Linked DNA regions of Homo sapiens: region 2 is linked to region 1. A link is an interaction called in ENCODE POLR2A ChIA-PET data of the cell type or tissue named here. Cell type or tissue: IMR-90. All regions are shown on one strand. Links, peaks and the distances in the headings refer to the core of each region. The heading gives the core; the rest is flanking DNA. Region 1 overlaps GNAQ (G protein subunit alpha q). Region 2 overlaps GNAQ (G protein subunit alpha q).

Region 1 (16,020 bases), core at 1-5,000:
TTGAGCTACTTCTAGTGGCTGAAAACAGGCAGTTGAATGTTTTCTGAGTTCTCAAGGTTGAGAAGAAAATAAAGAACAAAAGAAATAAGAGTGTTTTAAGTGTATAATTAAGGGGAAACGCACGTATTTTAGAGAGACTTGTTTTAAGAATTGTGTTTTTTTTTTATTTTATTGCCCTGTTGACAGTCTTTGTTTCTGTTTAATTGTGAACTGGGCAGTTGAGGTCTCTCCAGCCAACCCTATTTGCCTGAAAAGTGACAGCTCTGAGTTTCCCAGCAGCTAAGAGTTAAAGCCCAGGGAGTTTCTCAGTGGGCCTAGGTTTGAATGTCTAAGGGAAATACACTTACATGGATGCTTAATTCCATACTGTGTATTTAAATAACACTGTGCTTTTAAAAATGAACTTGGAGATAATTTTCTGAGAAAAAGTGTAAACCAATTTTACTGCTAAAGTGGTGGTAGTGTGGAGAACTTTTTTTTCCTCTTATTAGCGGAACATCATGCAAGAATTGCTACTGCTTCATGTTCTTGGTATATTGCTTTTGCAACATGAATACTACAATACTTACACTATTTCTGTAGTAATATACGCTAAATGTGGATTTGTGCGTGCGTGTATGTGTATGAGTGTGATTTCAGGAGTTTTTGAATCCAGGACGGTTGATTTCAACAAGGAAGATATTAGGGAGGGATTTCATTTGAGGAATTCCTGATTCGCTGCTTTGATGAGTACACTGAATGTTCTGGTTCCTTCTATCATTTAAACAAACCTATCTAGAGGAGATTATAAGATGTATCCATTCACAGTTTAAAGATCTACTAATATTTTTAACTAGTTTATGGAGGAATAAGTATTTTGAAATGAAAATCAATGTAAAATTGTTTTCAAAGTAAATTTTAGTTCAAGGCTTGATACCATTTTAATGGAAGAGGATTTGTTTGACAGGGATAAAAGTGGGTACCCTTGCATTTGCTCATGTAATTATTTACTTTTGTGTATTAATAATATGGAGACATTTAAAAAGACAATTAGTGGGTACCTGACTAGATGAAAGTATGGCAGTAAAATTTGGGCTATGTTGATTTATATTCGGCAACTATGCCAGTCTTCCAAATTTATTCCGTATGCTTATATATTATATATTTTTATTTTAACTTTAGAAACGTGAACCCTGAAATCTACCACTATAAGAATATTACATTAAATTTTGAATTATTTTCTTGTTGTCTTTTAACTTATTCATTCTTTGAATTCATTTATGTTAGTGTTTGACACTCAAAACTTACTCTTTGTATTCTATGTAGATATACAAGAGCATACTTCATTTTAACTTGGTTAATGTTTTTATATATTTTGTAGGTATAAAGCACATATTTTCTTTAATTGATTAATTTTCATGAATATTCACTAAATATTTCTGTTGGTGGTACATAGATAACCTCATTTAATATAATTTGTAAGTCTGTGTAATACAAGTGGCCTTGAGTGCCTGCTTCATGTTACATATAGTTATCCTGAAATTTTTTTCAGTTCCTAGAAGAAACATTTTTTTCCTGTTAACCTGTTCTTATTTTACACGTTTTTGAAGTCTTTTACTCTTTAGATCTTAATTATCAAATAGGAAGACTTAGTAAACCCCTTTAATTGATTGAATTATCGCTATTGAAACAGGCAAAGTTTAGGCCAGTCTTTTTTTTTTTTTTTTTGAGATGGAGTTTTGCTCTTGTTGCCCAAGCTGGAGTGCAATGGCGCGACCTCACTTCACTGCAACCTCCGCCTCCCAGGTACAAGCGATTCTCCTGTCTCAGCCTCCCAGGTAGCTTGGATTACAGGCATGCACCACCACGCCCGGCTATTTTTTTTGCATTTAGTAGAGCTGGGGTTTCAACATGTTAGTCAGGCTGGTCGCGACAGGCCAGTCTTAAATGGAAGACCTTAAATGGTCTTGGTCTTCTGAAATGAATTTTATATATGAGCACAGATTTTCTTCCTGTTGTACACTGCAAACATATGAGAGTAGAGGTTGTGTCTGTTTTGCTCACTATTAAATCCCAGCTTCAAGCACAGTATCTAACTCGTAGAATGCTCTCAATAAATATTGGCTGAGTAAATGAATTTATTTATTACCCTCCTGCTGGAAATTAGACCAGACAATAATGAATAAATGTATAGAAACATAGGAATATATAATGTTTTTATCTGTGGCAGATAAAATCAGGATCTTAAAAAAATTGTGTGTAACTCTTTGAGCCAACTGATTATAAATGCATTCCAGGATAGGAAGTGTTAATGTAAGATGTTGCATCACACATTGAACCAGTGTATTACAGTTCTGTACTGGATGTATTTGAGAATGGTAACAGTCATGCTTAAAGTATGAAAGTTTAAAGAAAAGAAAAACCATTCTATATTTTTATTACTTTTTATTGTGTAGAGGCTAGTTTAACCCTCTCATCTTTTTACCATACATTTTTCTCCATGGTACAGGGCTCAGTGAATTTTTAATACTCTGTAGAGCACAGGTGATGACTAAATGGGTGTTTGTGATTGACTTATACAATAACGTGAGGAAAACCACCATAATTAAATACAGAATTTCAGGAATTGCAGTTAGAACATTTTTAATATGAAGGATATGCATTTGTACTGAAAGCTATACAGTTTTAGACCAAGAAGGGGCTTGGAAGGCTGGAAGTGCTGTAGCCAATTTAAGCTGTATGGGAAGTTAATTTCTACACATCTGGAAAAGAGCACGCTTCCCACTGCTCCTCAGTAGGGTTCACTGGAGTGGGTATGTTGATTGCCTGAATTAACCTAGAGGTCAGTGCCATCTAGGATGGTGACTCAGAACCATTGAGTGAAAGCCTTGGTCTAAGTAACCTCAATAACAGCAGCTCCCTAAAAATAGCAAAATATGGTGTTTATGAGACTGCTTTAAGGACCAACAGGTTTTATTTTTTGCTACTCTTTTAGCTTCCAAGTGTTGAATATGTTTCTGAATGTCAGGATTTATTTGGATACAGTTCCCTTTTTTGTTGTTGTTGAAACAAAGTACTTATAGTTTATATCAGAAGAACAAAGTGGGAACATCCCTCATAAAAATCAAAACTGTGGCTCTGACTGTATAACAAAGCCTTCGGAATAAGTTTTTTGCATTGAACTACGTAGATTCATCGTCTGGATCTCCATATAATGTCCCATCCTTACCCCTATATGCTATTTCTTCATATGGCAAATCTGACACAAATTAAAACCCTGCTGAACAGTGAAAATATTGCAGGTTTATCTATTCACATATTCTAAAGTAAGTTTAGAAAGGAGAACCAGAAGACTAATTTAGTAGCCATTTTAATATAAATAAATTTGATAGAATCTTTTTCATTAAAAAAGAAAACCATCTCAGCTCTACTTTAGGAGAAATGGCTTATGTTCAGTTTTCAGAAGTGCCTATTAAAAACAGTTACGATTTTTATTACCCATGAATTTTTTAGGACCTGAAACAGCCTTTGCAGTTGTGAGGCTGCGTGCTATGCTAAACTTAGCAGAAAAAAGGAACAGATTTTTCTTTATGATCCAGGCACACTTACACTTGAAAAGAAATTAACAAGATTCTCTAAGGAAGGTTTTGATTCCAGCATTCATATTAATTTTTCTTTAAGGGGAGTTATTCTACTAATATTCTGTTAATATTAGTAGAAATGTTGATTGGATGTTGTAGAGGGAAAATAGGGAGCTCAAAGGGTACATCTTGGAAGAGACAGAAGCCATTTTATAAGGAGGTTAGGATTGCTTTCTCCCTCAGAAGGTGGAGGGAATCTGTTTCCTCTGTATTGGGTTGAGGAAAATACAAGTTTGTGAAGCAACAAATTTTAAAGTCAAATTTCCTGGTTGGAACGGGAGGCAGTCACATTTTTCAAAGGAAAACTTTTGTAATGCCTTTTAAGTTATGTTAAGATCTCTGCAGACTTAATCCTAGTGAAGTGTGAAATAGCAATAGAAGGTAAAATGTGCGATTGTTGGTAATTAAATCTGTGGCAATAACTGACTACAGTAAACCGTGAACGTTTACTCTTGTTCTGCCGAATGGAGTAACATTAAAGAAAGAGCTGCTCTCAGACCCAAACACTATTTTGTGTGAATAGCTGTTACTGATAAAATTATAGGAAGTTGTTCAACAATCACCTTTGATTTGTTACATTACCGATATGTAAAAAATAAAATTATAGGAAGTTGTTCAACAATCACCTTTGATTTGTTACATTACCGATATGTAAAAATCTGTCTGATTTCTCATCTAACATGTAGTAAAAGGACCTAGGCATACTGATGAAATGAGTTAACACATCCTAGGTGGTCATGAATTTGGGCTTTAAAAACAAAAATAAATGTCCATGTTGCAGTGCCGAGAATCCCAAATTGGATTAACTATACAGCTCTGTTGTTAACCTTTATACATAGCCATAATCAGTGCAGAATATTTTGTTAAAAGCCTTTATGGTTAATTTTAAAGAACAAAATTAGTATTACTTAAAAATCAAATTATGAAGATATCTCAAATCCATTTTTTCAACATATACTTGTCAGTTATTAAAAAATATTTCCTCTAATTTTTTTTTTTAACCAGGCATAACTTAAGAAGGAACAGTTTCATGCAGAATGCTAGTCAAATGAACAAATATGAGCACCTACTATGTGCCAAATAATGTGCTGTGTGAGATGCTCCTTATGTCTTATTTGCCGACAGGAAAGACTAAGCACTTTGCATAGTTCTTGTATTGTAGCTGATGTCCTCGTACTGACATGCCCTTCTGACTTTATCCTTCCTGGCTTTGGCTTTTCTATTGGGTTTTCATACACAGAAAGAGACAAAATAATCTGAAGGCCATTGTAGGAGCTTCCTGGGGATCACAGGACTGGGGAATGCGGATGATTTTACCTTGTGTTTCTAAGTGGATTGGAAGCTCCGTGAAGGCAAAGATCCTTGCTCTTGTATCTTTATCGCAATTCCTGATGATTCTATTATCAGTAACTAGGGATGTGTGTGGAAAGCTGGATTCCAAAAAGAATGGAGGGTAATCGGAAGAAGTGAATTTAAATTCCCTGCTTTCTTCTAATAGGCATCATCCATATGTCCTCCATTTTCCACTCCTCTTTGCTGTTTTGTGGGCCACCGGGCGCACAGTGAAAGGAATTCCGTTTTAAAGATGGAACAGTTTTTGCCTTCTTGCCTTCCTCTCATTTGTTCTCTTGGGACAATGTTTCGGTTGAACATTCTCATATTGTTTCCAGTTAAAAGCCAATAGCAATTGATCCAGCTGTTCCAATGGAAAGCTGTTACACACACAAGTTCTTTGAAATCTGACAATCTGTGCACCTTTATTACAGGATTAATCATGGATTGTGAACAATATGTCTGCTTTAGAAATAAAATAGTTGTTTTCAAGTAATGGATTGTGGTGCAGTTGGGAACGAAAATGTTACTAATGCCATTATAGTGTGTGTGTGTGTATATACACACATATACAATATGTGTGTGTTTATACACACATAATTGACCCACAAATTAAAGAAAAAGAGATCTAGCCAGACTTTTTGGCTCTGTTACCGGAAGCGAACAGTGATGTTTAGACACATAGTTACATATATTTCTAGGAGATAGCCTCATTTTTTTTCCCTTTGGAAAACTAAAATCATGAATTAATTGTGCTTTCCAAGAATTTTTTTTTTAATCAGCATCACTTGCTAAAAAATAGAAATAGAATTTTTTTGTTTCTTTTTTATGTTGAAAAATTTTTTTCATTTTTATTGTTTCTTTCCTACATTTTCTTTTACTGTAGGGGCAACAGGGTGATTGGTGAGATCTTCTACCACCATGTATTTACTGGTAACTGCAGGCATCTAGTTGCTTCTAAAGAGGAATGCTTCTGTGATTTACCCAGTCCCTTTTCAGTCTACCAGTGATTTCTGTAGCCCCCCTACCCATCCCTTTCATGTGAATACCACCCACCCATTTAATTCCTCATCACATCTTTCTTAAACAGATGCTAAAGAGGTTCCTCAGATTCTCTGACTTGCACATTTGCATACGATTTAGAGAACTTCCAAGTTGGTGCTTCTGTGAGACATCATGTGGCTGTGAGCTGGTGAGAGGGGAAGTTGGGTGCTTTAATACATTCAAAGGAAGGAATTTGTGAGTGTGTGTTTAGGCAATGATTAACTTTCTTTTGCAATACTTACTCTGGTCCGTAAAGCAAAAATAAATTGTTACTGAACACAATGTAAAATCCTCCTTCCTTTTCCAGAGGGCAGGGACTTGAGATTGGTTCATGATTACCAGCAGAGAGTTAGTGAGCCAGTGCTGGATAATCTATCACGGACCAGTGGGTTTCAGAATCGGATGCAGTGCGTATGCTGGAAGGGGAGAAGGTGCTGTAGGCATGTGTAGGCATCTTCCTCACTTAATGATTTGAAAACCCTCTTCTCAGTGACTTGCAAGCCTTAACATCTTTTTCTGATTGTATTTCCATACAGATAGTTAAGGGTGATGGCAATAGCAGTGGCCTTTACTTTTGTTATACCCAATCAGCCTGAGTACATTTTTGTGGTGGGTTTGTTTTGGTATTTTCTTGCCATGTGAATTGATATTTAGGACCTGCGCTTTGCAGAGCTCCTTCATTATAGTATGCGTTCTTTCTGCAGATGGCAAATGCAATTTTCCTCTTGTCCTAGAGAGATGACCCATTTCCTGTGACTTGTTCTAATAATACAAGATGACTTTAATTTTTGTTCAGTTTGCCTTTAAAAGATTGCCAGGTTTAACTCTCTTGTCTCTGTAACTCTTGTGATATATTTTTGAGCATTGGTAAGACATGTAATAATTTAAAAACAATGGCAGACTAATTTTGTGAAAGTTTTTTATTTTTTATTTTTGGCTAAATAAGCACCTTTTATGGCTGTGCATTTTGGATTCGTTACATATATCTTTTCTAAAATCTGTGACTGAAAGTGGGGTGAAGTATTCCTGCCCTGCTTACTGAATCTTTTTTTCCCACATAACTAACCTCAGGGTATTTTGATCATTTGCTTTTTCTATAAAAACCTGTAGAATGAGGAGATTGCAGCAGATGATCTCTAAGGACCATTTGAACTTTGAATTTTTTTCTCCTTCCCCTTTGCAGCTTTGGCGTCTCGGCCACTTTCTGCCCAAACTCACCCCTGGATGAAGGGTCTAAGCTTGCTGCTGTCTCCAGCAGTGATGGGCTCTACTAGGAGGCATTGCCAGGTCTGGTGGGCTCCTTCGGGTTGGCCTGGCTCTTCTCTTTGACCTCTGTAATAACTCTGAGTGCCCTGCAGTGGGGAGCACTTTGAGGGGGGCCTGTGAATGAAGCCTTAGCAAGTCTGTCCAGAGCTCCCCTGGTGCCGCCTGGCATGCTGCTGATAGTTTGCAATGTCTTCACAAGAAATGGTATCAGAAACCTCCTGTCATATCAGCATGGGTCTCTTGCTTCCTGCAGGAAGGGCGATATCCTGGGAGGCACAGAGGTGGAGCCCGAGAGACGCAGTGTTCCAGCGCTGCTCGGCTCAGGACTGGGTCTTTTCTTCCGTATCCTCAAGCAGCTTCCTTTGACTTACTACTTCTTTTTGTTTGTTTTTTCTTCATTGGGCTTTAAGCGTTGCTTCTCTTTAGTGTATGTGTGACTGAAGCCAAACACAACATTGCTTTCCCTTTGCCTGCAAATAATCTTGTTGCCCAAGCCCATCTCTGCCATTTTCAGTGACAGCTGGCTGGCCAATGAGCCTGAGCACTGGGAATGCCCAGCAGGGCACATCTAGGGGGCTGCTTTATATTTGGAGCTAGCAGGTCTCTTTTCTAGGGCTTTCCAGGAAAGATTTAGAATTAAACATTGGATGGATTTTGTGTGTTCATTTCTTTTTCCATCACTGTGCCTTTATTTTCTTGGGGCTTTCATTAAAAGCAGAAAAACAGATAATGGTAGAAACATCTATAGCATGCATACAAAGAAGTAAAAGATTTTTATAATTTTTTGCCTTAAAATATATCTAATGCTGTGGCCTCTGAGCCATTCTCAGTTGGTATGACCATGATCAGAGAAACCTTAAGAAATCAGCTTTGCCAGGTGTGGTGGTTCACGCGTGTAATCCCAGCACTTTGGGAAGCCAAGGCAGGCAGATTGCTTGAGCCCAAGAGTTCGAGACCAGCCTGGGCAACATGGTGAGACCTGGTCTCTACCAAAAATACAAAAATTAGCTGGGCGTGGGTGCCCATGCCTGTGGTCCCAGTTACTTAGGAGCCTGGGTGGTCAGGGCTGCAGTGAGTTGTGATCGTGCCACTGCACTCCAGCTTAGGTAACAGAGTGAGACCTTGTCTCAAAAAAAAAAAAAAAAAAAAAAGCAGCTTCCTGTGTTCCTCGTTTGCATTCTGGACAAAGACTCTGTGGCCAAAGAAAGAGCAGCTGGACTCTCATGCTAGTTCTGGAGAAATGTAAGAAAAGCTTAATTCCACTGGAGGTGCCAGGCAGGCAGTTGGCATTCCTAGGCCCACTTTACTCCTGGCCCAGGGCCTTCTCCTCATCAACTTATCAGCGTTGGGCTTCCTTACCTTGACCTCACATTTGCAGTTGAATGAGTGCCAGGGAAAAGAACAGACATAGGGTAAAGTAGAGTAATAGGGAGTCCCGTGGGGCTTGGAAGGGCAGAGGGTGTTGTTGCCAATAGGGGTAGCGCCATTGTGTCTTTGCTGGGCTCTGGAGAGAAGGAGAGAAGAGCAAAGGAGAGGTGCCTGATGCCTTGGATTGATGTTCTCAATCAGGAAGAGCCAGACCAATGCTGCCTCTTCTGGCCGCCTCCACCATCCTACCACGTGTTTTCATCCTCATTGTCACATCCACTGTGCCCTTCCTCACCCAGATGGTGGGTTGGGAGATGAGCAAGTAAGTGTAGACGCCTTGGTGGAATGGGAGTAGTTTGTGTTGCATGTACTCATTCCTGTCCTTTTGTTCCCAGAGGTGGTTAAATAGGTGAGCATAGAACTCTCATGAAGCTGTGTCCCGAGAAAAACCCTTGACAGAGTATAAAGAAAATTTGCAACATGTTTCCTCCATGTTTTTTTTTCTGTCAGCTGTTTCAGGTGATAGAAATGCATCTATTACTGTTTTGAGAACTCTGCTAATCCTGTGATGTGTTATGAGATGTCTCTTGAGACATCCTTGCTCAGGAAATCTGCTTTTGCTTGGCTTGCATCTCCTATAGTAAAATGGCTCTCAGTTTCCCACGGCAATAAATAAATAAGCAATAGCATGAGATATTCTTGCCAGGTAGATTCATGCAAAGTGGAGGCATGTAATGTAGAAATAACACCTTTTAGCTGAGAAAAGGCACCTATCAATTGGATGTATTCTCTTGTGTCTTTTTCATGTTCTGGGCCATTACATCCAAGCCTAAGAGCAGACTTTTTCCCTAGGATTTTTAAAGGTTCCTAAAGTCTCTTTTCTTTCTTTTTTTTTTTTTTTTTTTGAGATGGAGTCTCACTCTGTCACCCAGGCTGGAGTGCAGTGGCGCAATCTCAGCTCACTGCACCCTCTGCCTCCCAGGTTCAAGTGATTCTCCTTCCTCAGCCTCCCAAGTAGCTGGGATTACAGGCGCCTGCCACCATGCCTGGCTAATTTTTTGTGTTTTCAGTAGAGACGGGGTTTCACCATGTTGGTCAGGCTCCTCTCAAACTCCTGACCTCAGGTGATCCACCCATCTTGGCCTCCCAAAGTGTTGGGATTATAGGCTTGAGCCACCGCACCTGGCCTAAAGGTTCCTAAAGTCTCTAATTATGACCGACATTCAAAATGAAGCTGCATATGTTTTGGTTAATTTGAATAATTTTTAATAATTTGAGAGAAAAACTCAGTAGTGCAGAAACAAAAGGTACTTGAAATGAACCTTTATATTTTTATTTATCAATTACATTCTAATGGTCCAAGAATTAATGAATTGGCAAGCACTATCTCCTATTGGAGTCAAGTTTGGCTCTGACATGGAGTCTGGAGGTGGAAGGTTCTTGCTGTCTTTCAGAGCTAACGAATGGGTGTCCTCTGAACATTCTACCTTCTCCTGTTTTGCCATGGGTTACCATCTAAGATGTTATCCAGATCACGTTAGAAACGATTACAAATTTTGGGCACATACCACTTCTTGTAGTAATGAGTCCCATGCATTTTCTCATCTTATATGGGAGAAAATACCTGTATATTGCTTTATCATTTTCAGAGAAACAGTTTGTGTTTCCTTATCCAATACATCTTGGTAAAGAGTGGCATTTTAATGGAGGAAATTACAGGACTTCATCAATATTTCTTTAGGGAAATCCTGATTCAAAGTATATTTTCATGAAAATCACTAGCTCTGTCCTTTGAGAAACGTATTTTTTGTAGGGCTTTCTACTCTAGGCCATGCTTGTTATGAGAACAGATTCTTCTGCAGCGGGTGGGAGGATGTTTCTAAACCCCTGGAGTCTACCTATGAATTGCTACTCAAATTACAGTGTATCCATCTCAGAATTAATGTGTTGTGCATGCCTAGTCCTTACTTGTGGGTTGACACAATGATTTCTATTAAAAATATTCTTTATGTTTTATACTATAATGTATCCTTAAGCAGTATGCTGTGGCCTGAATTTACCTTGTCTTTTATTCTCTTTTTGGAATGAAATAAGAGCACTTGAGATACTGTCATTTGGTGGTTTGGTTGTTTGTAAAATAGTAAAAAAAAAAGTTTGGTAAGGAGAAAAGCTATTGTGCTTAATAGACAGTCCAAGTTTGAGTCGAGAAGAAATGTTTATTTTCTTCCACTTAATGTTCTGACATTCTTAAGAAATACATTATGTTGTTTTCATGCTAGTCTTTGAAAGAATGACAACCCACATTCTGTTATTTAATTACATTATTTTTTATAGCCTGTTTTTCAGTGATTTTGAAATTTTACAAATAATGCAAGTTTTTTGCACAAAATTTAATAAAACTTTTTAAAATATTCATAAATTTATCAAAAATATACCAGTCTAAACTAAGAACCATGCTCTTTTTGCACATTCCTTTATAGTCTGTTTTATTTTTATGTTTTTTACATAGATGTGATCATACTGTACAACTTAACATTAGGTTGTAAGCATTTTTTATGTGGCTATGTAGACTTCATATTAACATTTGAAAAGACTGTATAAGATTCTTTTGAGAGGATGTATATTGTTTACTTGTTTACTCTTTTTTTTTTGTACATTTAGGTTTCTCCCAATGATTTCATTTTAAAAATAATGCTGTGATGAAGTTCTTGGTGGAGATAGCTTTTTAAAACATGCACACACATAATTTTGTTAGAATAGATTCATGGAAATGTTATTTCTAGGTCTGAGGATATGAAAAATTTTACAACCTTGGTTATACACACCCAAAACATATTCTGAAACGATTGTATACAGTTTCCAGCATCATGAACAATATTATTAGAATATCAGTAAGTTAGGAGGCAAAAATGGTACATAATTCTAAACTTTGCATTGATCATTAGTGAGAATGATCATTTCCCCATGTTTGTTTCTAGTTGAATTGCTTCTTTTGTGAATTGTTTCTTCATTTCCTTTGCCTATTTTTGAACTCCAAACCTACAAATGAAATTAGCCTTTTGTCATTTTTATTGCCAAAAACTTAACCCCAGTCTGTTGTTTTCCTTTTGTTTTGTATTATTTGATACAGAAGTTTTTAATTACTATCAAGCCAAAACTGTTGATCTTTTGCTATTCTGTTTTAAAATAAAAATCATGATCTGCTTTAGATATTCCATGAAAGCTAGATTTACTGCCATTGTTATGGACAAAACTAGATTGAATGTAGTGTGTTATACATCTCTGATGTATGGTTCTTTTTCTTTCAAAATGAAGGTGAAATGTACATACAAGTTTCAGTGTCACAGATGACACAGCATAAGCTGTTCTATGTGTAATTGGATTTTTTTCATTCAGTAATATGTAGGATGTCTTGCCATGTTAATATAAATCTTTTGGAACATATTTATGGCTGTTTAGTGTTTCCTCCGTGCATTTTGAATCATACAGTGCTGTGATGCAGCTAGTTTGTACCTGCTCACGAAAGCCAGTTTTGATCATTTTTTTGTCTCAACTTTACATTTAGTGACCGAACTTTGGTAGCTTGAAATCAGACATGTTGCTAGGGTTTACACCACAGAAATTGGCAGATACAGATTAGGTCTTACTCCCATCTCTGGAAGAACTAATTGTTAAATATCAGCACAGTACCATTTATACCTGATACCTTTTAATGAATATTTACTTTGATTCTATTAAGAAAATGTTATAATCAGTGCTACAGTGAACATTGTTGGGTATTTTTGCACGCTGTATGATTCTTTTCATGCACATTTTTTAGAGTTTGATTATCAGCCGTTTTGGTCCATAACATAACATAACATAACATAACGTAACGTAACACAACACATAACAGTTTTAGCTGTCCTTGGATTATGTCTATTTAATGGGTTAAAAAAAAGACATGTCTTTGTTGTGTTTATTTGCATTTTATTGAATCAGTATTCATTTTACAGTTTTTATTTTCTAAACTGCTTACAAAATATACTAACAAAATTACAAAACATGCCTACAAAAATAATTAACAGATGCCTGAACTTATCATTTGAATTAGATTTTCTATCACTTTTAGCTTTCACTTTATTTCTGTATTTCTTTTTTTTTTTTTGAGACAGAGTCTTGCTCTGTCGCCCAGGCCGGAGTGCAGTGGCGTGATCTTGGCTCACTGCAACCTCCGCCTCCCGGGTTCAATCAGTTCTCCTGCCTCAGCCCTCCCGAGTAGCTGGGACTACAGTAGCTGGGACGCCTGGCTAATTTTTTGTATTTTTAGTAGAGACAGGGCTTCACTGTGTTAGCCAGGATGGTCTCGATCTCCTGGCCTCGTGATCCGCCCACCTTGGCCTCCCAAAGTGCTGGGATTACAGGTGTGGGCCACTGTGCCTGGCCTAATTTATATATTTCTAAAACTTTGATGGTTTTCTTTATGGAAAGATGGAGTGCCCTAGGACAAATGTCTCCAAGGGGGAAAAGAACAGAACTGATAAGATTAAATGATAGGTTTGGCTATATGCAGAATTGTTCTGAAGCGCAACAGTTTTAAATGGTGATGAAGTCCAGTTTATCTATAAGAATTGCTTCTGCTTTTTGGTCTCATATGGAAGAAACCATTGGAAAAATCCAAGGTCACAAAAATTTACGTCTCTTTTCTACTAAGAGTTTTGTAGTTTTAGGTCTTACACTTTGAGTTGATTTTTGTATGTGGTGTGATGTGGGGTTTCAACATAATCCTTTGCGTGTGAATATCCAGTTGTCCCAGCACCATTTGTTGAAAAAAACGTATTCTTTTCTCATTGAGTTGTCTTGACATTCTTGTTAATTTTTCTTATCTTTATTACTTTTTTCTTGGAATTTTTCTAAGTTTATTTTTTACTTTTTCTTGAATCAGAATTCTTAGATTATTTTAAAAAATATTTTCTCAATTTGAATTAGTAGTGTTTAAGGCTTTGCATTTTATTACATGTCCCTATGTAGCATTCTTATCCTTTTACAGATATTCTAAAATTACAATTTTTATTTTTGTTTTTGAACCAAGATTGTTTAATATAGTTTAAATTTTTCAAGTGGTTGTAGTTTTTTTTCAACCTTAGTTATTTATTCTGAGGTCATTTTGATAGAATGTGGTCTGTACTGTTTCTACTTTTTGGAATTTATTGTAGTCTAATATATATAGTCAATTTTTGTTTTATGGGTACATAAAATGCATATGTGTGTTTGTCTTAAAACCATAAATATATGTGTATTATTTAATTTTATGACTGATATTTGCTGCTAATCTGCTTCCTTATATTGTGTGTGAATCTGCCAAGTACTGAGAATTTTGCAGAAGTCTTCCATGACTCTGGTGTTTGTGGCAATTTCTCCTATTCCAGAAATTTTGCTCTATGTAAGTACAGTTATGTGTTGCTTAACAATGGGGATACCTTCTGAGAAATTTGTGGCCAGATGATGTTGTTATTGTGTGAGCCTTGTAGAGTGTACTTACACAAATCTAGATTGTATAGCCTACAACACACATATAGGCTATGTGGTAAAGCCTATTGTTCCCAGGCTGCAAACCTGTAAAGCATGTTATTGTACTGAACGCTGCGGGCTTTTGTAGCACAGTGGTAAGTATTTGTGTATCCAAACATATCTTAACATAGAAAAGGTTCAGTAATAAAAGATAAAATATGATACACATAGAGCGCACTTACCATAAATGGAGCTTGCAGGCTGGAAATTGCTCTGGGTGTCAGTGAGTGGTGAGTGAATGTGAGGGTCTAGGACATGACTGTACACTTTTGTACAACTGGCAGCTTGGTAGGTTTGTTACACAAGTATTACCACAAACATGTGACTAATGTGTTGCATTATGATAACTACGATGTCAGTAGGCGATAGGAATTTTTCAGCTCCATTATAATCTTGTGGGACCACAGTTATTTACGTGGTCTGTTGTTGACTGAAACATTGTTAATGTGGTGTAGGACTGTACTCTTTTATGAGGTACCTAAAAAACGTCGATGAGAATTAAAATTTTGTCATTACCGCATTACCTTTTATGTAAGTTAATGCTATTATATCTTGAACTCAGCATCGTTATTAATATTGTTCTGTTGTTTACATTTACTTGATGTATGTCTCTCATTTATTTTCAACTATTCTTTGTTTTAGCTACCCTCACAAGTTTGTTTTGTTTTGTTTTGAGACGGAGTTTGGCTCTGTCACCCAGGCTGGAGTGCAGTGGCGCTATCTCGGCTCACAGCAACCTCTGCTTCCCGGGTTCAAGCAATTCTCCTGCCTCAGCCTCCTAAGTAGCTGGGATTATAGGCATGCACCACCACACCCAGCTAATTTTTGTATTTTTAGTAGGGGGGTTTCACCATGTTGGTCGGGCTGGTCTCGTGATCTGCCCGTCTAGGCCTGCCAAAATGTTGGGATTACAGGAGTGAGCCACCACGCCTGGCCTAAAGTTTTTGTTTTTTTAAACCTCAGCCTGAGTGAATCTTTTCTTAAAATAGTTGAGTTTGTTCTTGTTACACTTGATGTATGATGAATAATGTTAGGGTGTATTGGCGTCTGATTTCTGTTTTCTGATTCTTTCTTGATTTCTTGCAGCTACCCCTATTCCTCCTCCATTATTTCCTTTTCTCTTTCTCACTCCTTTGGAATTTGTATTGGGTTTGTTGTGCTTTCCACACTGATAATTTGAAAGGTATGTACTCTGCTTTTAATTTTACTGTTGGTAGCCTATATAACTTTTAGTAGTCATATTCAATTTATGTTTCTCAGTTTATCATCTTCAGAGATCAAATGGTATTATATGTCCCTCCCCTGCATGGGAGGGAAATTTTTTTCACCTATACCAAGGATCATCAGCAAACTTTAAGGGTTAGATAGTAAACATTTTTGGCTTTTGGGCTATATGGCTTCTATTAGAACTACTCAACTCTGCCACAAACAGTTTGTTAATAAATGAGTATGGCTATGTTCAAATACAATTTTATTTACAAAAACAAACAGAAGCAGGATTTGGCATTCTGGCAGGTATTTGCCAACCTCTGATTACTCCATTTTCTGCTTTTTGTGGTATTTTATTTGCGTGTATTAACTTTTTTGTTCCTGTCTGTTATAGACAAATTAGCAATACCAGACTTAGAATGGTTCTCTAAGTCTTCGTGGTTAGTAATAACATCAACACATTTTATTTTATATATTTATTTTCTTAATAGTCTTCTCAGAGGCAACATTGGATATATAAAATGATAAAAGTCTTGTTAGAAATGAGAACACATGGACGCAGGAAGGGGAACATCACAAACCGGGGCCTGTTGTGGGGTGGGGGGAGCGGGGAGGGATAGCATTAGGAGAT
Region 2 (16,181 bases), core at 6,157-11,156, 250 kb after region 1:
TCCTGCCTCTCAGCCCTAGGTTAGAAGACAGAACAAGATCCATGTTTTCCTAAGTAGTAATAACTGAGCAGTGGGAAGGTAGGTGGTGGCAGCAGCAAGGTCAGAGCAGCAGTGGGAGCCCGCACAGGCAGGCAGTGACTTGAAGAGGTTGGGACCAACGTGAGAAGGAAAGATGATATGAAAGAAGCAGAGTCTGTAGAGACAGAAGAGCCAGCTATAAAGGAAGTAGAAAATATTAAATTGAGTTTTAAAAAATAACGGCTTATTGAGATATATTCATATACCCAAAAAGTACCATTTTAAAATGAACAATTCAGTGACTTTACTGTGTTCACAGAAATGTACAGTCATTACCACTATTTAATTTTTTATACACACACATACTTTGTGTTGTAGAGGAATTTTAGGTTCACAGCAAGATTGAACAGAAAGTACAGAGATTTTCCCCTGTATCTTCTACCCCACATGCAGGAATAGCCTTCCCCACTATCAGCATCTGGAACCAGAGTGACAAATTTGTTACAATTCATGAAACTACATATATACATCATTATCACCCAGTTTACATTTGGATTTACCCTTTAGGTTGTATGATTGATGGGTTTTGACAAATGTAAAATGTTATATATTCACCATTATAGTGTTGTACAAAATGGTTTCACTGCCCTAAAAATGCTCTGTACTCTGCCTATTTATTTCTCCCTTCCCCCTGCCATTTGGCAACCACTAATCTTTCTGCTGTCTTCATAGTTTTCCCTTTTCTAGAATGCCAGTAGTTAGAATCATACAGTTTGTAGCCTTTTCAGATTGGCTTCTTCCATCTAGCTTCTCCTGATAAGTATTTGAAGTTCCTCCATGTCTTTTCATGGCCTCATCATTACTTTTTGGTACTGAAATAGTTCATTGTCTAGATGTAATACAATTTATCCATTCACTTGCTGAAGGACATCTTGGTTGCTTCCAAGTTTTGGCAGTTTTATGAATGAAGCTATAAACATTTATGTGCATGTTTTTATGTGGGCATGTTTTCAGCTCCTTTGGTTAAATACCAAGGAGCATGATTGCTGGATTATATGGTAAGAGTATGTTTAGTTTTTTTAAGGGAAACTGCCAAACTGTCTTCCAAAATGGCTGTACCAGTTTTCATTCCCACCAGTGATGAATGAGAGTTCTACTGCTCTACATGGCCACCAGCATCTGATGTGGTCAGTGTTTGGGATTTTGGCCATTCTAATAGGTGTGTAGTAGTACTTCATTGTGGTTTTTATTTGCATTTCCCTAATGACTTATGATACAGAACATCTTTTTATATTTATTTGCCTTCTATGTATCTACTTTAGTGAAGTGAACAGATGTACAAGTCTTTGGCACATTAGAAAATTTTGGAGCATTTTTAATTGAGTTGTTCATTTTTTAATTGTTACATTTTAAAAGTTCTTTGTATGTTTTGAATAATAATCTGGCTATAATCACTTAATATTTCCAGGAGATTTTTTTTTTAAGCTTTTCTTTTATTATTATACTTTAAGTTTTAGGGTACATGTGCACATTGTGCAGGTTAGTTACATATGTATACATGTGCCAGGAGATTTTAAGTTAGTTTTTTTCAGATGAGAACAGAGACAGTTTTCTTCCTTCTCAATCTGTGTACCTTTTATTTCCTTTTCTTATTTTATTACATTTGCTAGGACTTCCAGTTCAGTGCTGAAAAGGAGTGTTGAGAGGAGACATCCTCACCTTGTTCCTGATCTTAGAGAGAAAGCTTCTAGTTTCTCACCATTAAATATGATATTAGCTGTAGATTTTTTAATAGATGTTCTTTATGAAGTTGAGGAAGTTCTCTTCTATTCCTAATTTCATGCAAGTTTTTATCATGAATGGGTGTTGGATTTTGTCAAACATTTCTTCTGCATCTGTTGATATGACCCTATGATTTTTTTCTTAGCCTATTGACCTGTGGATTTCATTAATTGATTTCCAAATGTTGTACCTAGGTATCCCATTGCATACCTAGGATAAATCCCACTTGGCTGTGGTGTATAATTATTTTTATACATTGTTAGATGTGATTTGCTAATATTTTGTTGGGAATTTTATATCTGTGTTTATCAGAGATACTGGTCTGTAGCTTTCTCGGAATGACTTTGTCTGGTTTTGGTATTAAGTTAATGCTGGCCTCATAATGAGTTAGGAGGTATTCCCTCCTTCTGCTTCTATCTTCTTAAAGGAATTGTAGATAATTGCTAAGATTTCTTTCTTAAATCTTTGACAGAAGTGACAGTAACCCCTATATCTATAGCCAACTGATTTTTGACAAAGTTCCAAGAACATACATTGGGGAAAGGACAGTCTTTTCAATAAATGGTGTTGTGAAAAGCTAGATATCCACATGCAAAAGAATGAAACTAGACCCCCACGTCCCACCCTTTACGAAAATCAACGCAAAGTGGATCAAAGACCTAAATATAAGACACAAAACTGCTAGAGGAAAACATAGGGGAAACATCAGGACATAGGTCTGGGAAAAGATTTTTTGAATAAGATTTCAAAACCACAGGCAACAAAAGCAAAAATAAATGAGATTATATCAAACTGAAGAGTTTCTGTGCAGCAATGGAAACAACAGAGTAGAAAGAACCTACTGGATAGGAGAAAATATCCGTATTCATCCAACAGGGGGTTAATATATATCTAGAATATACAAGGAATTCAAACATCTCAACAGCAAAAAAAAAAAAAAAAATCCAATTAATACATGAGCAAATGATCTGAAGAGACATTTCTCAAAGGAAGACACACAGTCAACAAATACATGAAAAGGTACTCAACATTACTAATCATCAGGCAAATGCAAATTAAAACCACAATAAAGTATCATCTCACCCCACTTAGGAAGGCCATTATCAAAAAGACAAAAAATAGCAAATGCTGGTGAGGATGTGGAAAAAAAGGAACTTTTGTACACTATTGGTGAGAACGTAAACTAATATAGCTGCTGTGGAGAACAGTACAAAGGTTCCTCAAAAAACTACAAATAGAACCACAATATAGTCCAGTAGTCTCACTATAGGGCCTTTATCCAAAGCAAAGAGAAGTTATTATATCAGAGAGATCTGCACCCCCATGTTGACTGCAGCACTGTTCACAGTAGCCAATGTATCAGTCTAGGTGCCTATCAACAGATGAATAGATAAAGAAAATGTAGTATGTATGTACACAGTGGAGTACCGTCCAGCCATAAAAAAAAAAAAAATGAAATCCTATCATTTGCAGCAACATGGATAGAATTGGAGGATATTACATTAAGTGGAATAAGCCAGAAACAGAAAGTTAAACACTGCATATGCTTATATGTGAAAAAAAACTGTAGATCTCATAGAAGTAAAAAGTGGAACAGAGGGTACTAAAGGCTGAGAAGGGTATGGGGAGGGAGAGATTTGTTAAATGATACAAAATTACAGGTAAATAGGTGGAATAAGTTCTAATGTCCTGTAGCACTATTTTAATGTAGTTCACAATAAAATGTTATATATTTTGAAATACCTAGAAGGAGGATATTGCATGTTCCCAACACAAAGAAATGATATACATTTGAGATGATGGATATGCTGATTACTCTCATCTGATCACTATGCATTATACATATTGCTATATTACTATGTACCCATAAATATGTATGATTATTATGTGCCAATTTTAAAACATTGTTTTATAGAAAAAAAGAGATCACCAGTGATTCCATCTGGGCCTGTTTACTGTTCGGGAAGGTTAATTGTTGTTCCATTTCGGTTACTGAATATAGGCCTATTCAGATTGTCTGTTTTATTTTATAGGAGTTTTGGCAAATTGTGTTTCAAAGAATTGGTCTGTTTTATCTAGGTTGTCAAATTTTGGGCATAGAGTTTTTCTAGTGTTCCTTGATTGTCCTTTTAACGTCCGTGTGATCTATAGTGATCACTCTTTGATTTCTGATACTAGTAATTTGTGCCTTCTCTTTTTTTTTTTTTTTTTTTTTGTTTTGTTTTTTAGTTAACCTGGCTAAAGGCGTATTTGTTTTATTGATCTTTTCGAAGAATCAGCTTTGGTTTCATTTTCTTCTGTTGATTTCCTGTTTTCAATTTCATAGATTTCTGCTCTAAATTTTATTACTTATTTTCTTCTGCATACTTCGGATTTACTTTGCTCTTCTATTTCTAGTTTCCTGAGGTGGAAATTTAGATATCGATTTTAGATCTTTCTTCTTTTCTAATATTTGCATTTAATACTATAAATTTGTCTCTAAGCATGGATTTTGTTGTATTCCACAAATTTTGATAAGTTGTATTTTAATTTTTCGTTTAGTTCAAAACACTTCTTAACTTCTTTGACTACCCATGTGTTATGTAGAACTGTATTGTTTAATTTCCATGTATTTGGGGATTTCCCAGTTATCTTTTGGTTATTTGTTTCTAGTTTCATTTCATTGTGGTATGAAAACAGACGTTGTATGATTTTCATTCTTTTAAATTTGTTAAGGTGTCTTTTATGGCCCATAATGTGGTCTGTCTTGGTGACTGTTATGTGTGAGCTTGAGAAGAATGTGCATTCTGCTGTTGCTGGATAAAGTAATCAACAGCTGGCCATTATATCTAATTGATTGATGGCATTGTTGAATACAGCTATGTTCTTGATTTTCTGCATGCTGGATCTGTTCATTTCTGATAGATGGATGTTGAAGTTTCTAACTGTAATAGCGGGTTTATCTGTTTTCCTTCTATCAGTTTTTGCCTCATGTTTTGTGATGCTCTTTTGTTAGGGATATACACATTAAGGATTGTTAGAGTTTTTTGGAGAATTGACCCCGTTATCATTATGTAAGGCCTAATAACTTTCCTTACTTTGAAGCCTGCTTTGTCTGAAATTAATACAGCTACTTGGGTATAGCTACTTGTCTTTTCATTAGTGTTAGCATCATATATATTCATTCATTTGTTTTTTATTCTATTTATATCTTTATGTTAAAGTGGGTTTATTATAGACAATGTATGTGGTTGTGGTTTTTTTTATCCATTCTGGCCATCTCTGTCTTTTAATTGGTGTATGTAGACCGTTCACATTTAAAGTGTTTAGTGATATATTGCAATAATATCTACCATGATCATTATTGTTTTCTAGTTTGCCCTTGTTCTTTATTCCTATTTTTGTCTTCCACTCTCTTTCTGCCTCTTATGGTTTTAACTGACCATTTTATATTTCATTTTCTCTGCTGTCTTAGCATATTCGTTATACTTCTTTTATTTTAGTCGTTGCCCTTGAGTTTGCAATGTACATTTACAACTAACCCAGGTCCACACTCAAAGAATACTATACTGCTTCATGGGTAGCACAAGTACCTTGTAATAACAAAATACTTTTAATTCCTTCTTTCCATCCCTTGTATTACTGTCATTCATTTCCCTTATATAGAGGAATACGTGTGTGTGTGTGTGTGTGTGTGTGTGTAAACGTGTAAAACTATGTATATATAAAAACATACATAATTGAACACTTGCTATTAGAGCTGTTATCTGTTAGATCAAATAAGTAAGAAAAATAAAAGTTTTTATTTACCTTCACTTATTGATGGATACTTGAGTTGATTATACTTTTTGGCTATTACAAATAATGTTGCTGTGAACATTCATGTACAATTTTTTCTGTGAACATACAATTCAAATTATTCAAATGGTTTTCTCTTCTCTTGGGTGTATTCCTGGGAGTAGAATTCCTGGATCATTTGGTAGTTCTATGATTAACATTTTCAGGACATACCAAACTGTTCTTAATGTGGCTATACCATTTTACAGTCCTACCAGCAATGTGTTAGCGTTCCAGTTTCTCCTTATGCTAGCCAACACTTGTTATTGTTTTTCTTTTTTATTTTAGCCATCCTAGTGGTTATAAGATGGTATCTCATTGTGATTTTTATTTCCCTAAAGGCTAATGGGGTTTTCAGGTGTTTATTAGGCATTTGTATCTCTTCTTTGGAGAAATGTCTATTTAGATCCTCTGCCTATTTTTAATAGACTTGTGTTTTTATTGTTGAGTTGTCAGAGTCCTTTATATAAAGGAGACTAGACTTTTATCAGAAATATGATTTGCAAATACATTATATTCTGTAGGGATTTCACTTTCTTTATAGTGTCCTTTGAAGCACAAAGGCTTTTAATTTTGGTGAAGTTCAGGTTGTCTATTTTTTATTTGGTTCTTGTGCTTTAGGTGTTATATCTAAGAAACTTGCCTAATCCAGGGTGACAAAGATTTACACCTATGTTTTCTCCCAATAGTTTTGGTAGTTTCAGCTCTTACATTTTAGTATATTGTTCATTTTGAGTTGGTTTTTATACAGATGCTCTTGATTTACAATGGTATTACAGTTTCTAATGAATATATATTGCATTTGCACTATCATAATGTTGAAAAATCTTAAATTGAACCATTGTAAGTTAGGACCATCTTTATATGGTATAAGAAAAGGCCCAACTTTATTCTTTTGCATGTGGTTTTCCAGTTGTCCCAGAACCATTTACTATAAGACTGTTCTTTCCACATTGGATTGTCTTGGCCCCCATGTTGAAAACCAGGTGATCGTGAACATAAAGTTTTATTTCTGAATTCTCAGTTCTATTACACTGATGCACATGTCTTTTTTTAAGTCAATACCACACTGTCTTTTGTAGTAAGCTTTGAAATTAGAAAGTATGGGTCCTTCACCTATATTCTTCTTTAAGATTGTTTTGACTATTTGAGTCCTTTACATTTCCACATAAATTTTAAGATCAGCTTGTGAGTTTCTGCCAAAAAAAAAAAAAAAGGCACCTGGGATTTGATAGGGATGATGTTGACTATGTAGATCAGTTTGGGGAATACTGCCACCTGAACATGCGAGAAGATGTATATTCTGCTGTTGTTCAGTAGCATGTTCTATTGATATATGTTAGCTGTAGTTGGATTACAGTATTTTTCATTGTGTTTTTGTTTGTGGATATTCTGCCTTTTTGTTCTATACATTATTGAAAGTGAATCTTGAAGTCTCAAACTGTTGTTGAATTGTCTGTTTCTTCTTTCAGTTTTGTCAATTTTTGCTTCATGTGTTTTGGGGCTCTATTGTTCAGTGCACAAATTGTTATTGCACTATTATTGCACATAAGCATACAATTGTTATGCCTACTTGATTGACTTAACCTTTATTATATGTACTTATTTGTCTCTAGTAATAATTTTTACCCTGAAGTCTGTTTTGTCTGATATTAGTCTAGCTCTCTTTTGGTTACTGTTTGCATGGTACGTCATCTTCTGTCCTTTTTCTTTCAATGTGTCTTTTAATCTAAATTGTGTCTCTTGTAGCCAGCATGTAGTTTGGTCATTTTCTAATTCATTTTGCCTATCTCTGTCTATTGACTAACGTATTTAGTTCATTTACATTTAATATGTTACTTTTGGTTTTCACAGCTACTGTGGCTGAGAAGCTGTTGGTTTTCTAGGCTATTGCAGAGCTGGAAAAGGGAGATGGGAGGAACACAAGTTGCACAAAACAAGCTATTGTCACCTAGATTCAGCTGTTTTTCTTGAATAAATGTTATGTTGTTGCAAGCCTGTGGTTAATTTCCAGATATCTGAAAAAGTTGATATTGACAATTTTTGCCACTTTTGTGGAAAGATAGATTTTTAGAGGTCCTTATTCCACCATTCCATAAGTTTGTCTCTAAATTGAATTTTTTTCTTTTTCTTTTCTTTTATTTTTTATTTGTTTGATACAGAGTCGTGCTCTGTCACCCAGGTTGGAGTGCAGTGGCACATTCTCGGCTCACTGCAGGTTCCATCTGCTGGGTTCAAGTGATTCTTGTGCCTCAGCGCCCCAAGTATCTAAACTGAATTTTAAAAGTAAATCTCAGCATGCCATAATTACGGAAACACAATTGATGAGTGAAAGTGCCTTTTTACTTGCTAGAATGGCAAAGATAAAAAGAGAGATGAGGAGGCTGGGCGTGGTGGCTCATGCCTGTAATCCCAGCACTTTGGGAGGCCGAGGCAGGCTGATCACGTCAAGAGATCGAGACCATGGTGAAACCCCGTCTCTACTAAAAATACAAAAAAAAATTTAGCTGGGCGTGGTGGCGGGCGCCTATAGTCCCAGCTACTCGGGAGGCTGAGGCAGGAGAATGGCGTGAACCCGGGAGGCAGAGCTTGCAGTGAGCTGATATCACGCCACTGTACTCCAGCCTGGGTGATAGAGCGAGACTCTGTCTCAAAAAAAAAAAAAAAAAAGAGAGATGAGGAGAAGTGAACATTCTTAGATACTGTTAATAGGAGGATAAATTGGTACAATCTGCCAGTAGTATGACAATATATAAAATCTTTTGAGGTGTTTATACCCTTTGATCCAGTAATGCCACTGGTAGAAATGTTATTGCTAATTGTAGTTAGTAGGTTACATGTCCCAAAGACAACATTGCTCAAAGTTGTTAACAATGAAAATAATTAAATTATCCAATTGTAGGAAATCGATTAACAAATTCAGAGTACACCTAAAAAATAAAATACTATGCAGATGCTAAAAATGGTAATATAGATGTATAATTAATATTGGACAGAAAGTCGCTCATGATATATTGATGTAAATAATTTCAAAACAGCACGTACAGCATGCATCTGATTTTTAAAGACATATAATACAGATATTTATTATAGGTGCATACATATATGCCTGGAAGATTAATTCAGACTGTTAGCAGGGATTATTTCTGAATAGTTGGGGTAAAGGTCATTTTGTTTTTATGTTTTATTTATTTTACTTACCTGCATTTTTAAATTTTTACATGAACAATCCATTTTACATGGATTAAAGAAATAATGATTATCTTAAAAGATAAGAAATCTTAAAGATTAAAATCTAATAAAATAAAAGTAAGCTGAGCTGGGCATGGTGGCTCAAACCTGTAATGCCAGCACTTTTGGAGGCCAAGGCAGAAAGATGACTTCAGGCTAGGAGTTGGAGTCCAACCTGGACAACAGAGTGAGACCCTGTCTCTACAAAAAATATAAAGAAATTTGCTGGGCATGTGGTACACACCTGTAGTCTTAGCTACTAGGGAGGCCAAAGCCAGAGGGTCACTTGAGCCCAGGAGTTTGAGGCTGCAGTGAGCTATGATTGTGCCACTACACTCCAGCCTGGGTGACAGAGCAAGAACCTGTCTCTCTATTTTTTCTTTTCTTTTATTTTTTTAAAAGGCATTTTAGGCAGCTTTCTCTTTTTCTGATTGGTTTCAGAAAGATAAGATGCAGTTACAAGCAAATGGAGAAATTAAGTACAAATGTCTGGTCCGAGAAGCTTAGCAAACGTAGCAGTATTAGTTCTAACATCCATTTTCTGTCAATTTATTGAAAATATCTTCAAAACTGATACATCTTTTAGAAGTAATACAAATTAAAGAGTTCATTGAAATAAAGGAGATAGTTTTATGACACCAAGATTTATCTCCACACTTGTTCCTTCATCTTAGATGGAACAAATGCAGAGAGTGTAAAGCTTAAAATAACTATATGCTCTACAATGTAGATAATCAAATGAAAATGCTGTGGTCTCAAAGCCAGAGGAATGTGGACCACTTTGGTGGCCAAATTTAACCAGCTGAGGTCTTTCTTGAGTACCATCTGAGTCTTCCTTTTTAAAAAAAAAAAAGAAGAAGAAGAATTTGTCTTTTAGCAGGGAACCTACATTTTATAAAACTTTAAATCATTTGCTGTGGCTTTGTTATTCTATAATATCACTTTGGTTGGGACACCAAGCTCAATAATTAATAAAGGGTCTGGATTTCGTGAAATGTTCTTCAGAGAGCCTAGATTAAGATCCAGGGGCAGTATAATATATGTGCCATTCTTCAGGTCTTATTCTGCCTCAGTTAAATCTCCTACAGTAACATCTCTAACATGTTTTCACACGGGAACCTATGAAGAAAAGCAGCATATTTTTGAATTGCCAATGAATATAATGTGAATCGTCACTTTAAAATGGGAACAAGAAAAAAGTGTAGTGTCTTTTGTGGAACATTAGTCAACTGTGAGGTACAAATCCAAGGCAGTCCCTGAAGAGACAACAGGGAAATAGAATCAGACTATCTTGGATTAAATCACAGCTTCACTCATTTCAGGCTGGTTAATCTTGCACAAGTTAATATCACTGTGCCTCCCTCATAATGTGAAGAATGAGGATATCATTACTCTTAAAGCGCTGTGAGGATTATTAAAATAGATAACATACAAACTTCCTGGAACACACAGATGTTCAGTAAATTATAGTTCATACTATCAATTTTAAGGTACTGTTATTACTGTTGGTGCTAAGTTAGTGTTATAACTTTCATTTGGAAACATTATCATCTATGGCTAATTCTGTCTTAAGAGAACTCTTTGATTTGACATTTATGCCTCACAGCCAGAGTCATAAGCTTAATCATTATTTGTTAAATAAGATTAAAATATGGGGAAAAGTATTATTTGTGTAAGTGCTGAAAAATAAAGAAGCTTTGGTTTAAGAAAATTTCTTTTACAATAAGAGAATGAAAAGGTTTAACATGCCCAAAAAAAGGGACTGAAAACAATATTTTTAAGATACAGCTACTAATATTTATAACAAGCTTGTCCAACCCATAGCCTGTGGGCCTCACGTGGCCCAGGACGGCTTTGAATGCAGCCCAACACAAATTTGTAAACTTTCTTAAAACATGAGATTTTTTTTGGCGTGTTTCTGTGGTTTTTTTGTTTTTGTTTAGCTCATCAGCTATCTTTAGCATTAGCGTATTTTACATGTGGCCCAAGACAGTTCCTTCTCTTCCATTGTGGCCCAGGGAAGTCAAGAGATTGGACACCCTTGATCTATAACATATATTTGTTATCTGTTTACATGTTCTATTACAGTGTTTGTATTAGTCATGGCTTTGTTGTTGAAAAAAGACAAAAATTCTCACAGACTAGCTGACGTAACCAGGAAGAACCAGGGTGAAGATGCTTTATTAGTACCTTGAACCAGGAGTTTGGTTGGGAATCTCTTTCTCTCTTCTGATTTTTGTTTTGTTTCTCCTCAAACAGTCCTGAATTGTACCTGCTCAGCCTTGCAACCCAAGAGAAAAGGGAGTTTCTATTCCACTCCAAAATGGAAAATCCCACCGAAAGGGGATGTAGTACTAGGTTTGTCTCAGTGTAAATTAATATTGACCCCAGTGGTCAGAGGCAGAATGTATTCCAGGAAGATTGGGGGCAGGGAGCAGAGCACACTTGGTGGAGAAAAACAATGGCCAGGTACCAATCTTTTCCAACCTGGGAGTTTCCGCACAGCAGTGAATTGGGACCATTATTGGGCAGTGAATTCCATATGATGGGGTCATGAGCAGCATCTTTAAAAAAGTGAAATAAATACATTTAAATGAAATTGAATAGAAAATGTTAAAGGATATCACAGTCAGGTGAATTATTGTTTCATGAAACTTTCGTTTCCATTATATTTACATGTGTGTGGGTTGGGGGACTAGGTACAATATAAAACATAGTTGTTAATATGGGTCATAATTTTTAAAGTTTACAGGTCTACACCGTACAGTGCTCTTCAATTGTAAACTACTGTTGTCAATGGGAAGGTAATCTGCTTGCTACTAGGATCTTATTCTTCACTCCAGTCCAGGCATTGGGCGGAAGGGTGAATGCAGAGTGGCACACAGCAGCAGATGGGAATTAGCTGGCTCCTCAGCCTTCCAGGGTGGGTTTTTTTTTGTTGTTTTTGATTGGAGAGTCCAGGTGGGTGGTTGCTGTTTTTCCCCCTTTCTGTGACACAATTTAAGGTAAAGTAATTTTCAGAAACAACCATAGCCATAAATTCAGCTCAATTTGTATGTTTCAGTATGCAACATTTCTTCCACTAACAGGGCCAGCTTCACAGACATGCAACCTCATGCAGTTCCACAGGGCCCTGCACTTGGTTTAATACTCTTCTGTCTGTGGCCATCTTAAACAAGGACCCCACATTTTTATTTTGCACTGGGACCTGCAGATTCTGTAGCCAGTCCTGTCCACTAAACACTAAAATGAGAGATTGGTAGTCCAGAATCATTTTTTTCCCATACCCAGAGAGCTGCAGACATCCTTGTCTTCGCCTGTGCTCACAGAGCACGTGATACTTAACAGGAGGAATATATCTCTCATTTTCTGTTAAATTTAGTTTCACCTGATGCCTCTTAATTTTAATTCTCTTTTAGAAAATGACACTAAACGTGCTCTTCCTGATTAATTTGCAGCATGTTAATATATACTCTAATTAGCAGCTGATTTCCTGCCTCACTTCCCCAGTGGTACCAGGCTGATGTGCCCAATGAGGGCATTCAGAACTAATCATTGAATCCATGGCAGCCCAAACTTATAGTTTAATATATGCCCCACTTCTCCCATCCCCTTATGGCCCCCACATCCCTTAAATAGACTGTCAACTTACTAAAAGGAAAGAGATAGCATAGAATTTAAAAGAGCTTGCATTCAGGTTATGTGTTCATTAAACTGAGTTTCTAAAGTAGGTGTTAGTGATACCAGTGATTCCTCCTCTTCTCATCTTAGGGTTGCCCATTGAACTGGGATAATGGATAGACCCACTTAACCTCCAAAAACCGACTTACTAAAAACTATGTAAGAACTGGGTGAAATGTTTTATTTTTCATGATCTGAAAATATTTTTCAGAAAATGAAAAATGTTTTATTTTTTTCAGAAAATGAAAAATGTTTTATTTTTCATGATCTGAAAAATAAAAATCTTAAGCAGTGTTATCTTTGCTTTGTGATTAAATTTCCAAATCGCCTGGTGCTCATTAAGAATTCCTGTGGCACAGATACAAAACATATACAATCTTTTTGTTTTGTTTTAATTCAGCACTCACTAAAGTGACCAGAGGTCCATGATGTTCAATTTTCCTCCCACTGAATAGCAAGTTCTTGCCCGAGTTCTTGCTCTGGGACTGGTTAAGCCAAGAGGAAAAGCTTATAAAATGTTTGAGGTAATTTAGGGCAGTCCGAGCCATCTGACTAAATGATTCACAGGTTGGAATTTCAGATGCTAGTTCACATAGAAGTAGAGCTGCTTCCGAAGGGAAAGACAGTAACGAGAAAACACTAGTGGGAGGATCTTTTCCGACAAAGGCCTGTTGTTGACACTAATAATAAGCTCCCTGTGTTTTGTTGTTGTTTTTTATTCTGGCAGGCACTGGCCTCGAGTTTTCTGGTTTCAGCTAAGATTGTGTTTTTTGGGGTCTTGGGATGGGAAGTGAAGCCTTTACCTGTCTTTCCACAAATCCTGCAAGCACTGGGCACATTATAAACTAACCAGCATCTAATTGGATACAATTTCTGTTGATTATCAGACTGAATAAATGTTCATCATTACATGTTGTGTTCTTTCTCCTCTTATCCACAGAGAAAAAACCCTATAATTGTAAACCTAACTTTGTTGAATTATATACACATACATATAACCCTCGAAACCCTGAAATTCATTTAGAATTCTTAATATCCTAGACCATATGCTAAATTCTCAAACCTGAAATTTCTCAAGTTATACCAATCATTTCACTAATTATTCAGTACCATTCACTAGTGTGCATCATTATGAGGAAAAGCTGCTACTTGTTGTTATTTCATTACCCAAATACACAATCCCCACTAAGAGTTCTTGTCTTGGCCAGGCGCGGTGGCTCACGTCTGTAATCCCAGCACTTTGGGAGGCAGAGGCGGGCAGATCACGAGGTCAGGAGATCGAGACCATCCTGGCTAACACAGTGAAACCCTGTCTCTACTAAAAATACAAAAAGAATTAGCCAGACATTGTGGCGGGCGCGTGTAGTCGCAGCTACTTGGGAGGCTGAGGCAGGAGAATGGCATGAACCCAGGAGGCAGAGCTTGCAGTGAGCGGAGATCGCGCCACTGCACTCCAGCCTGGGTGACAGAGCGAGACTCCATCCCAAAAAAAAAAAAAAAAAAGAGTTCTTGTCTTTTTCTACTAAAGAAAAGGGTCATTCTTGTTGGAATTATTACAGTCTGCATTCGTTTTCTTTTCAACCGAGTAGCATAGTCTCAGTAGATAAGAAACACGTGCATTCTTACCTCACCTTCTTCCTGCCTGTGTTACAGAATTATGTGAATATTGAATGGAGTTTGCAGTTCCCATTTCCTTCCTCCAGCAGCTGTGCCCACCCTTTCAATAATGTTTGGCAGATTAGTTCTTCTTCCTTTTTTTTTTTTTTAAGGTAGTCTTGTGCTGTCACCCAGGCTGGAGTGCAGTGGCGCAATCTCTCAGCTCACTGCAACCTCCATTTCCCAGGTTCAAGTGATCCTCCCACCTCAGCCTCCCAAGTAGTTGGGATTACAGGCGCATGCCACCACCCCTGGCTAATATTTTTATGTTTTGGTAGAGATGGGGATTCACCATGTTGGCCAGGCTTGTCTCAAACTCCTGACCTCAAGTAATCCACCCATCTTAACCTCCCAAAGTGCTGGAATTACAGGCAGCAGTCACCGCACCAGGCCGATTTGTTTTTCTAACAGTTGTTTAGCTGTCTAACATGAGGTGCTACTTCAGTGGGGTTCAAGGAGCAAAGGTTTACCTTGCCCTCTGTCTTCCCAGGCAACACAGTTCCTCCTTTTTATTGGTGTCTGCATATCACTGGCAGAATTAAGGAATTCTCAGTGCTAGCCATCTCATTCTACTTTGTTATCAGAGTGAGTTTATTCAGAATTTACTACTCAGTCAGAAACTCCACTCAGAACATTTTGGAGTCATAAATAATGTTACAGGAGAAATCTTTATGATGCCAACACCAAGAGTGCCCTGGAACATCTTCAGTAGCCCAGTCTAAGACTACTGCTAACCGAGAGGTCTCTCCAAGCTTCAAAATCCACCAGGTTGCTTTAGGACTCCTGAGTGGTTTAGCAGTGTTGAAGTAGAACCTGTAGAAGAACTAGTTCTTAAACAAAAGTCCCAAGACAGATTTCTTCAGAAAACACCTCTCAAAATAAAGGGATGCTTCAACTGCTTTTCTGCTTGCCGTTAAAGTTAACCAGTCCATTGTCTTAGAGTGAAACTCAAGATGGTAGTGCATCTTGTGGCAAGAAGGGGAAAGCCTTTGAACCCATGCTTTCAAGTCCCAAGCTCAGTGTTTCTTCCACAGTATTTCACTTGAACATCAAGCTTAGGTGGAGACATTCCTGTCTCTGAGTTGAATATCACATGGCAGAAAATTCCAGGGCTAAATATTTATTGAGCATTTATCATGATCTAGGCACAGAAAGGGTCTTAATAAATCATCTAGTTCAGTCATCTTTTACAGTTGAGAGAATTGAGGCCCAAAGAGATTAGAGTATTTGGGGTTATTCAGAGTTAACTTCCCATTAGCAGTTTTAGCAAAAAGTGCATAGAATTCTTCTAAAAGGCAGTTTTGTGTGGTGGTTAAGAGCTCAGACTCTATAGCCAGACTGCGTGGATTCAAATCCCAGACCTGCCACTGTCTAGCTGTTTGACCTTGAGGCTCTCAGCGCCTTAGTTTTATCACCTGTCTTTGGGTTATTGTAAAGATTCAGTAACAATATATGTGAAATATTTAGCACAGTCCCTGACATATAGTAAATGCATGATTATTTTAATAATATAATGATTTCTAATCTAAAAGTCTAAATATAATTTCCTTTGATAATTTGCTACTTATTTGGGGCTCAGACCGTGAACACTAAAACCTCAAAACATTAAAACTCAATAAACTCCTTGTATTTGGAGAGTATATTAGGGTACTCTTGCAGAAGGGGCAGGTTGTAGGTGGGCACCATGACTTCAAGATTTACCTGTGTTAAGTGTCAGGATGGGCTGAGAGGACATAAAGGTGGGGGAGGATGTGCATATAAAATCCTACGAAGACAGACCAAATTGGGATCTAAATTATTCTTTAAGTAGTTTTATCACCTTTTAAGAGTTTTTTTACAAGAGGCTTTTCTTCAGGTATCAATAGTCTCATCCCATTTTATCGAATTGCACTAGGAGCTTCTTGTAGAAATCTAAAAAGTTACACTCATTGTTTGCACTTTCAAGTGCTTAGTCTTATACCCTGGCTTGTATTACTTGCTGATAATTTCAGTGTAGA

What was found. ChIA-PET counts read pairs that join two places held together with the same protein. Peaks named below come from ENCODE experiments on the same cell type or tissue, not always from the same donor. Only the 100,000 strongest peaks of a DNase experiment are listed, where the experiment ranks them.
Region 2: POLR2A ChIA-PET joins it to region 1 with 5 read pairs; 4 of 35 experiments call an interaction of 5 or more read pairs at or near these places.

The regions. Positions count from the first base shown.
Region 1 is chr9:78,013,439-78,029,458 of GRCh38, reverse strand. The region is part of intron 1 of GNAQ (G protein subunit alpha q); the gene reads left to right. Among named protein-coding and RNA genes, the nearest start is that of GNAQ, 10 kb to the left of the region's middle. In IMR-90, for the core only: no CTCF peak of the experiment used is centred there; a DNase peak (open chromatin) is centred at 2,338; H3K27ac peaks cover 628 bases.
Region 2 is chr9:77,767,515-77,783,695 of GRCh38, reverse strand. All of the region lies in intron 5 of GNAQ (G protein subunit alpha q), which reads left to right. Among named protein-coding and RNA genes, the nearest start is that of GNA14, 130 kb to the right of the region's middle. In IMR-90, for the core only: no CTCF peak of the experiment used is centred there; no DNase peak of the experiment used is centred there.